2 separate regions of the Homo sapiens genome follow, and region 1 is linked to region 2. The links are chromatin loops, found by intact Hi-C in ENCODE. Cell type or tissue: natural killer cell. All regions are shown on one strand.

Region 1 (5,000 bases), 1.5 Mb before region 2:
CCATTTTTCCGTATCCTGGAGAAGGTGCCACCTTCTATTGCCCATCTGTCCTGCTGGAGCCACAGCTGTCTTTCTAGAGAGAAATCTGACAGTGTCCTTCCTGCTCAGGCCCCACCAGTTCCTCCCCATTGCTCTTAGAACAAAACAAACCTGATTGGAGACCCTGAGTGTGATCTGAAGTCTCCTCCACGATCTGGTCCCTGCCTTCCTTTCCAGTCTTTCTGGTTTTGAGCATCTCCCCCTTGTCCCCTTCACTCGAGTCTCTCAGAGCTTTGTGTGTTCTTCCTGGTCTTTCACATGGCCTTTGGGCCTGTCTCCATGGCTGTGTAACAGATCACCTCAAAACTTAGTGGCTTGAAACATCAGAAATTTATTCTGTCACAGTTCAGGAGGCCAGAAGTCCAAAATCAAGGTGTGGGCAGGGTTGGCTCCTTTTGGAGGCTCTGAGCAAGAATCTGCTCCATGTCTCTCCTTCCACTGTCATGGGGCTTCTTCCTTGTGTCCCTGTGGCCTTGTGTCTAAGTTTCTCCTTTATCTTACAAAGACATCAGTCATTGAACTTAGGGCCCACCCTAATCCAGTATGACCTCATCTTAACTAATGACATCTGCAAAGACCCCATTGCCAAATAAGGTCACATACTGAGATTCTGGGTGAAGGTGAATTTTGGGCAAACGTTATTTGAACCACTCACTACACTGTCATGTGCCAGGAATGTGGAATCCCCTCCCCACTTTTAGCTAAAACCGCCAGAATGGATTTAGCGTTGTGGAACCTCTAGACTCCTCCCGTGTGTGCACGCACCTTGTATGCACACATAGGTGCACACTGACAAGTGCTGGCACACACATGCCCAGGGCTTCCTCTTTCTCTCCCATGGTCCCTGGTGAAATTTCCTGTAATACCTTTTCATGCCCTCCCTCCGAGGCGGGGAGGGGTACCGCTATCTACAACCAGCTGTGGAAAATACCCCGAGAAGCAGTGAAGGGAGGCAGCACTAAGGAGGAGAGGGGTGTGGGCTGAGCTAGGAAAGAGGAGGTTTTAGGAAGCTGGCCTGGGGGTTCACTTGGAAGAAAACCTGTTCTCTTCCCAAATCTTAGGATGTCTGGTGGGATAAAGCCATCCAGTCTGGCCTCTCCCTACCCGCACCGCCTGGCCTCCTCATCTTTGTATTCCCAGAGACAAACCCAGGGCCTGGGAGACTGAATCCAAACATCAATTTACCAACCAATCAATCCGTAGAGCAGCGGTCTCCAACCTTTTTGACACCAGGGACCGGTTTCATGGAAGACACTTTTTTCCACAGACTGGAAAGGGCTGGGAGTGTGAGGTGGAGAATGGTTTCAGATGGTTCAAGCTCATTACATTTATTGTGCACTTTATTTCTATTATTATTACATTGTAACGTATAATGAAATAATTATTGTAATATAAGAATAATAATTATTATTACATTGTAATATGTAATGAAATAATTACAACTCACCATAATGTAGAATCAGTGGGAGCCCTTAGCTTGTTTTCCTGCAACTAGGTGGTCTCATCTGGGGATGATGGGAGACAGTGACAGATCATCAGGCATTAGATTCTCATAAGGAACATGCAACCTAGATCCCTCCCATACGCAGTTTACAACAGGGTTCACACTCCTATGAGAATCGAATGCCACTGCTGATCTGACAGGAGGTGGAGCTCAGGCGGTCATGCTTGCCTTCGCCCCGGGGCTCACCTCCGTCTGTGCAGCCCGGTTCCTAACAGGCCACAAAGGGGTACTGGTCTGCGGCCTGGGGTGTGGAGACCCCTGCCTTAGAGCAAAAGAGTTTTGGGGTGTGGTGAGAATACCTTGCCCGGGTGAGGAAGGCTTCCTGGATTGGAATGCGGCGTCCAAACTGATACCTGACGGGCAGCGAGCACTAGGCCAGGGGAAAGGTCTCCAGGCTGCCAGACCGCTGGGCAGATGATGGCTCTTCTGTCCACGGCACCTGGTTGGATGTCAGGAGTACTGAGGAGTGTGTGTGTGTGCGTGTGAGTGTGAGTGTGTGCGTATTTTTGTGCAGAGCAAGCGTGAAAGAAGCCAACAGGAGCCATACCCATGAGTTGAAAATATCAGAAAGGGGAGCTATGACCTGCAAGACACATTGTGAGTGTGGTGTCTTGGCCATTGTCCGCTGGGACCACAGGAAGGTCAGGGATGCACTTCTGCTTGGTCCTACGGCTGGCAGTTGGGAGATGCGGGCGTGGGGAGCGGAGCCCGATGAGTGTAGTGTCTGGAGCGGACTGGGAGCAGCTCGGCCTGGGTGTCCGAGGAGCGGGCGGGCGCTGCTCCGGGCGCCCACCAGGGGGCAGTGCTGCCGGGCGAGAGCGCGGTGGGCTGAAGGGCGCGGGGCTGCGGGGCTCGGGGGTGTGGGACTAGAAGGCGCGTGGCTGTGGGACTAGGGGCTGGCGGGCGCGGGGCGCGGGGCGCAGGGCTGCGGCGGGGGCGGCCAGGGCGGCTTTTGCCTCCCACGCAGGCAGGAGAGAGTTCTTGCGTGCCTGCCTATACTCGCCGCCGGGCATGTTTCCAGGTGAGCGGACCGTGCTGACTCTGGGCTGCAGAAATGCGCCCCCAGAGGAAAGCTCTGCGCTTTGCGGGAGCTCTTTAAAGCCAAGGTTCCAGAGAATGGATTTACCCCAAAGCTGATAACGCTAACGCTTCTGCCACCCCAAGGCCGTGTTCATGCATATATCTATACGAGATTCCCTGAAAGTGTGTATGTTTCAGGCCCACTGGGCTCTGCCTCTTGGTGACTCCACTCCAGGTTTCAGTTTGGTTGGCCCCTTGACGGTCTAGATCCCTAACCCCCAGATCCACCAGAGCTACTGAGAAACTGGGGCAAGCCTCCACAGAGACAAGCGACTTGGGGTATGTGTGGGTATATGGGTGTGGATGAGAGAGTGAGCGAGCGAAGGAGTTCAGCAGTATAGATGCCAGTAGCACCTACCCTTCCAGTTGTGACAACCTAAAGTGTCCCAAACATTGTCAAATGTCATATATCTGGCGAGGAGAGCCGGGAGTTGTTCCTGGTTGAGAACCACTGATTTAGAGATTGTAGCTTTCCTTTTCCATTGCTGCTTATGGGTTAAGCCTCACGTCTTTTCCAGAGGGGTTGTATTGTGACTTGTACAGCCTCTTCCCGGAGATTTCTACCCACCAAATTGAAAGGGTCACAGGCCGACTCCGGGGGTGAAGAGCCTGGGTTCAACCGAGGAAAGGGCCAGGGGCCTCCTTTCCTCCTGTGGCCTCGGCTGCAGCCTGCGAGCTGGGGAGAAAGTAGCTGCTGGCCTGGCCGGGGGTGCTGCGCTCTGCTCCCAGTTTCTCTCTTCCAACAGTTAGAACATGAAAGCTGGAAGCGATCCTAGAGGGTGTCTAGTTCAACACCTGCCCCTTCCCTTAAAGAAGTGTTTACGATGAGAACACTGACATTCAGAGCCCTGAAGCGTGTCTTCCAGGGCTGCGTAGCTTTTATGAGGTAGAAGACCAGGCCCAGGTGTCCTGACTTCCAGCCTAGAGCTTTTACTGCTCCATGGGCAGCCTCTCTGAGTCCCCTATTAAAATGCAGTCCCCCTGGAGGGCACACACCATAAACTAGATGAGTGGCTGCCTAATAAATGACCCTGAAACTTAGTGGCTTGAAACAAAAATAAATAGTCTCTCAGTTTCTCTGGGTCAGGAATTTGGGAGCAGCTTGGCTGGGCAGTTCTGCCTCAGAGTCTCTCATAACTTTCAGTGAGATGTTGGTCAGGGCTTTTGAGTATAGACTTTGGTCAAGAATCTTCTCTTGGCCGGGCACTATGGTTCACACCTGTAATCCCAGCACTTTGGGAGGCCATGGTAGGAGGATCACTTGAGGCCAGGAATTTGAGGCTAGCCTGGGCAACTTGGTGAGACCCTGTCTCTACAAAAAGTACAAAAATAAGCCGAGTGGGGTGGCATGTGCCTGTGGTCCCAGGTACTTGGAAGACTTGGGTGGGAGGATTGCTTGAGCCCAGGAGGCCAAGGCTGTAGTGAGCCATGATGGCACCACTGCAACTTCAGCTTGGGTGACAGAGTGAGACCCTGTCTCAAAACAAAACAAAAACCCACAAAAATCTTCCACAAAAATCTTCTCTAAGCCTCAATTTTCTCATCTGTAAAATGGAGATAATAACAGAAGTTATTTCATAGGCTGTTATGAGGATTAAAAAAATAATTCTTTTGTGGCAGAGATTTTCAATTTCTTACTCTAATATCACTTCCTCTTTCTTCCTTTGTAATAGAAGCTCCAATATTTAGCTGGAAAGTTGGCTGCCTGGAATAAAAGTCTCCATTTTTCATCTTTTTTTGTTTTTCCAACCAGTTCTGTCTGAAGACATGTATAGAAGTGGTATATGGCACCTTTCAGGGAACTTTCTTTAAAAAACAGTATCTCCATTTGCTCCTTTTATTTGTTGCCCTCCTCTACTCTGCTTCCTGGAACGTGGATGTGATGGCTGGAGCTCTGGTTGCCAACTTGGGACACAAGGATGAGCATCATACCCCTGGGATGATGGAGTGATGGACAGGAAGGAGTTTGGGTTCCAGAAAGTTCTGTGCAATTGTCATACCAATCTTGCACTGCCTAGGTGATAGAGAAATAAAATTAAACTTGTTTTTTTCGGCCGGGCGCAGTGTCTCGTGCCTGTAATCCCAGCACTTTGGGAGGCCGAGGTGGGTGGATCACTGGAGGTCAGGAGTTGGAGGCCAGCCTGGCTAACATGGCAAAACCCCATCTCTACTAAAAATACAGAAATATTAGCCGGGTGTAGTAACACACGCCTTTAATCCCAGCTACTTCGGAGGCTGAGGCGGGAGAATCACTTGAACCCAGGAGGTGGAGGCTGCAGTGAGCTGCACTCCAGCCTGGGAGACAGAGCAAGCCACCATCTCAAAAAAAAAAAAAAAAAAAAATTCCCCTCTTGTGTTTTAAAAAATCGCCCTCAAA
Region 2 (5,000 bases):
GAAATACCATTTGACCCAGCCATTCCATTACTGGGTATATACCCAAAGGTTTATAAATCATGCTGCTATAAAGACACATGCACACGTATGTTTATTGCGGCACTATTCACAATAGCAAAGACTTGGAACCAACCCAAATGTCCAACAATGATAGACTGGATTAAGAAAATGTGGCACATATACACCATGGAATACTATGCAGCCATAAAAAAGGATGAGTTCATATCCTTTGTAGGGACATGGATGAAGCTGGAAACCATCATTCTCAGCAAACTGTCGCAAGGACAAAAACCAAACACCACATGTTCTCACTCATAGGTGGGAATTGAACAATGAGAACACATGGACACAGGAAGCGGAACATCACACACGGGGGCCTGTTGTGGGGTGGGGGGAGTGGGGAGGGATAGCATTAGGGGATATACCTAATGTTAAATGACAAGTTAATGGGTACAGCACACCAATATGGCACCTGTATACATATGTAGCTAACCTGCACATTGTGCACATGTACCCTAAAACTTATAATAAAGAAAAGAAAAGAAAGATTGTAGATATATTAAAAAAAGATTATCTTACCAATTTTTAAGAATTCATTATATATTATGTACATGAACTTTAGTCTACCATATTTATTACAAATATTTTTCTCAGTCATTTTGCTGATTTACTTTTTAAAAAGAATATAAATGTATTATTACCACTGAACTGTACCCTTAAAAATGATAAAGATGGTACTTTTATATGTATATTTTACCTTAATAAAAATTAAATTAAAAATTGAAAAAAAAATACAGAAAAAAAATTAGCAGGGCGTGGTTGCAGGCGCCTGTAGTCCCAGCTACTCAGGAGGCTGAGGCAGTAGTATGGTGTGAACCCGGGAGGCGGAGCTTGCAGTGAGCCGAGATCGTGCCACTGCACTCCAGCCTGGGCGACAGAGCGAGACTCTCTTCTCAAAAAAAAAAAAAAAAAGAGTGTGGTTTGAATATGAGTAAAGAAAGAGTTTGATGGCATGGTTGAAGTATCTTGAAAATAGAAAATGATTAATGAGAAAAATAGGGAAATTTAGCTGTTATTTGAATCCAATGAAGAGTTGAGATTTTGAACCTAATCCATGCATTTATATTGCCTTTTACAACCTAGGAATAAGATATTTTCATGTCTCTTTCCATCCCTCCTGCCTCCTCTTACCACCCAAAGATGTTCATTGTAGCTTAGCTCAAGATGTTATAAAGTTGGGAAAAAATGTGAGATTAAGATGCCGCCAACTTTAGCCAGTGGCACAGTCAGGAGTGACTTTCAGGCATTGTCTCCATCAGTTTTCAGGAAGGTTGTTTAAATGCGGGGAGTACCATGGGGATGAATTACCCACCATACAGATACTGAGGTGTTTAAAAATTTCGTATGTCCAAGCATATTTAACTTTAAAATTTATTTTTGTTACTAATAAGTTTCTTATTTCTTCATTCTTACCTTCTTTGTTGATTCTTACCTTCTTTTATTTTATTTTTTTTTGTTTTTATTTTTTATTTTTTAAATTTATTTTATTTTTTTTCTTTCTTTTTTTTAAATTATACTTTAAGTTCTAGGGTACATGTGCACAACGCGCAGGTTTGTTGCATATGTATACATGTGCCATGTTGGTGTGCTGCACCCATTAACTCGTCATTTACATTAGGCGTATCTCCTAATGCTATCCCTCCCCCCTCCCTCCACCCCACGACAGGCCCCAGTGTGTGATGTTCCCCACCCTGTGTCCAAGTGTTCTCATTGTTCAGTTCCCACCTATGAGTGAGAACATGCGTCCAAGTGTTCTCATTGTTCAATTCCCACCTATGACTGAGAACATGCTGCGTTTGGTTTTCTATCCTTTTTAATGAACAACTATATTGAGAGAGAGACGGGTAGGCCTGGACTTCCTGTCCAGTTAGTGGACACTTGCCTGTCTGTTAGAGCCCAATTAAAAGCTCAGGCCCTTCAAGAAGTCCTTCTTCCATCCTCTCCAAACTTTTAGTTCTACGGTTAATGAAGTTTAGTGCTTCATCATTACTAATGCTCTCTAGGTGTCAGTCCTTGTGCAGTTCTCCCTTTTTTTTTTTTTTTTTTGAGATAGGATATCACTCTGTTGCTCAGGCTGGAGTGCAGTGATACCACAATCATGGCTTACTGCAAGTTCGACCTCCTGGGCTCAAGCAATCCTCCTGCCTCAGCCTCAAGTAGCTGGTACTACAGGCATATGCAACCATGCTTGACTAATTTTTTTATTTTTTGTAGAGACAGGGTCTTACTGTGTTGCCTAGGCCGGTGTTGAACTCCTGGCCTCGAGTAATCCTCCCAACCCTGGCCTCCCAAAGTAATGGGATTACAGATGTGAGCCACTGCACCCAGCATAGTTCTCTTTTTGGCTTCAGGTTCAACTGATACTTACTGAGCAGCTGCATACTGAGCTAGGCATTTTCACATCTGTTTCTCATGGAGTTACATCCATGTCACAACCTAAACATGATACTGAAGTAGGAATCATCATCACTTTGGTTTACAGATAAAGAATGTGAGTCTCAGATAGGAGGCTTGTTTCAGGGTCATATGCTTAATAAGTGGCAGAGCCAAGAGAGAAACCTGGGACATCTGACTTCAAAGCCATTTTTCTTTCTTACATAACACAGTATGGATAACACATTTCAATAGAAGGAAAGCAGTTTGATGCTGGACAGTATACTGTGTATTTATTTTTTTTCTGACATGCAAGTGTCACCCACACTTTTTTTTTTAATATTTTAATTCTTCCTTCTGCTTTTTAACTAGACCCAGACCTGAAAGCCTGACTCATGATTTAAAGTATTCCCTTATCTAATGAGATTTCAGGAGTCTAGGGCAAGCCTCCCTCAAGTGAAACAGTGGAAGTCTTACTAGAAGGTAGTTAGTAGATGCGGGAGTGTACTCCCTCAAATGATAGAATTCACCCAGAGCAAATTCACCATGCTTCCCGATTTAATGGACATCTCCCTGCTGAAAGAACCCGCACACCTGGCCAGGCTGGTGTTCGTGAGCCTATCACTAAGATTTTACTGCCATCTAGTGGTAGCTCATTGTGCCATTGTGATCCTCACAGCCGTAACTGTAGTCATGCAGTCATCAATGACCCAAGCTTTGGTTAATTACTACTGAGCTTTTAGAAATGCGATAACATTTGTATAGCGCTTTGTAAAGGGCAAAGCGCTATATAAATGTTAACTGTTATTAGAACTAATTATTAGATGGCCTAGTACTTAATCTGCAGGATTGCCTACAGTAAACTAGGGAATTGAAGATTCATCTCTGATTAATTTTAAAAAATATATATCTGAGTTGATGCAGCAACACAAATATCAGAATTGCTTAGCTTTTAAGTTTCAGGATTTCTTTTGCTGGTGATATTTTAATATACTCTGATAATAGATTCAAATAAGTAATGACATAATAGTGTATGGAATTTAAAAACTCAAATTATCTTTATCATTTGTTAGCACTCTTATAGAACATTTATGTTAGCAACTCCAAAGTTCAGTTTCATACCCAATATTATAATTTGTTTTTATTTCCTCTGTTGGAGACACCAACACTTAACTCCTTTTTGCTTTCAGTGGACAGAAAGTTATAAAAGCTACCTCTGCCCAAGCTATTCTTGGTTCAAAGCTGGCAGACATATCAAAGAGAAGCTAGAATGAGGTAAATATGTGGAATTGCTGAACTAAGCACCTGGGGGAACATTTTAAGACTTAGAACAAGAATAAACACATTAAAATATAGAAGATTTAGAAATCAGAGGGAAATCAGGAATAAAGTTTTAGGACTACATTATTGGTGCATACTGGAAAATTGAGATGAATGAGAGGGGACCTATTCAGAGGGGCAATAGATGTATATGCCATAGCATGTATATACATACACTGTTATATATTCATATGTTACACCAGTCACTTAACTGCCGCTGTAGCAATGAATAGAATCGCTAGTGAATTATAACGTTGCTCAGGTTATAGTAATAATTGCTATGATAAATTTTAGGTAAATGTGAACTAGAAACAGATGTGTTTTTCAAAGCCTTAATACATCTATCTCCTGAGATGATGAAAGAGGGGCTTCAATCTAGGGGATAGAGATATTTATGTGCCCAGGATAGCCTGAAAAGCAAGACTTACATACTTCCTTGTTTATTCAGAAAGTTAAACCCTATTGGAATGAGCTTTGAGAGGAATTTGTTTTCCAGATGAGCCCAATATTCCTCTTTCTGAAATTAGTCTGGCAAGAAACAGAAACTGAATTTTCTTGGTTGAATCTTGCATGATACGTTCAGTGAATTTTACTACTTATAAAATTTGCCTACTACTAAACATAAGAATCAAGCCTTGCTTTTTTCTTCTTCCTCTGTAGATCTTCTCTCTACTCTAGACTCTTAAAATTCTTCATTTGGTTAGTTCTTCAGCTTTCAATAAATACTGGTTGAGTGCCTGTATACGCCAAGCAGTATACTAGGTGCAGCAGATACTGTGGTAGGGAAAAAAACAGAAAAGGTATACCCACCCTTATGGAGCTTTCAGGCCAGGGAAGAGATAATAATCAACCAATACCCCAAATAATTTTCATCAGAGTTTATAATTAAAATTGTATGAAGTAAATTAGCACAGGGTGCTGTGGGAGAGTATTAAAGAGGCTCTCTGCTGGGCGAGAGATGATGTCTCTGAGGAAGTAACATTTGAAATCTTAAGCATAAGTAGCAGTTAAATAGTCAAAGAGAGAACAACAGTCAAATGTGTCTAAGTATTAATCAAATTTTGTCTAATTATATCTTTGGTCTAATTCTGTCAAATTGTTATATGCATCAATATACAAAGATAGCCAAAAAACTTCCCTGTAGATTCTAAATAATAGCAAAGGCTTTACATTCATATTAATCAAGAGTAGCCTTTCCTCTTCCGTAAATGTGATTAGTCTCAAAAGCATGTTCTATTGAGATCTTA

What was found. Hi-C counts contacts between places; a loop is a spot of excess contacts. Peaks named below come from ENCODE experiments on the same cell type or tissue, not always from the same donor. Only the 100,000 strongest peaks of a DNase experiment are listed, where the experiment ranks them.
Region 1: it touches region 2 in a loop (5-fold over the local background); 9 of 110 quality-filtered maps call a loop at or near these places.

The regions. Positions count from the first base shown.
Region 1 is chr9:19,462,512-19,467,511 of GRCh38, forward strand. It overlaps MAP1LC3BP1 (microtubule associated protein 1 light chain 3 beta pseudogene 1), which reads right to left and starts at 878. Exons shown (of 2, transcript XM_047424278.1): 1 at 805-878. The coding sequence starts at 878. RefSeq lists a silencer at 2,234-2,693. In natural killer cell, CTCF peaks have their summits at 2,346 (motif pointing right) and 2,547; DNase peaks (open chromatin) are centred at 2,340 and 2,590.
Region 2 is chr9:20,938,196-20,943,195 of GRCh38, forward strand. All of the region lies in intron 28 of FOCAD (focadhesin), which reads left to right. Among named protein-coding and RNA genes, the nearest start is that of HACD4, 91 kb to the right of the region's middle. RefSeq lists a silencer at 3,125-3,174. In natural killer cell, CTCF peaks have their summits at 3,098 (motif pointing left) and 3,301; a DNase peak (open chromatin) is centred at 3,066.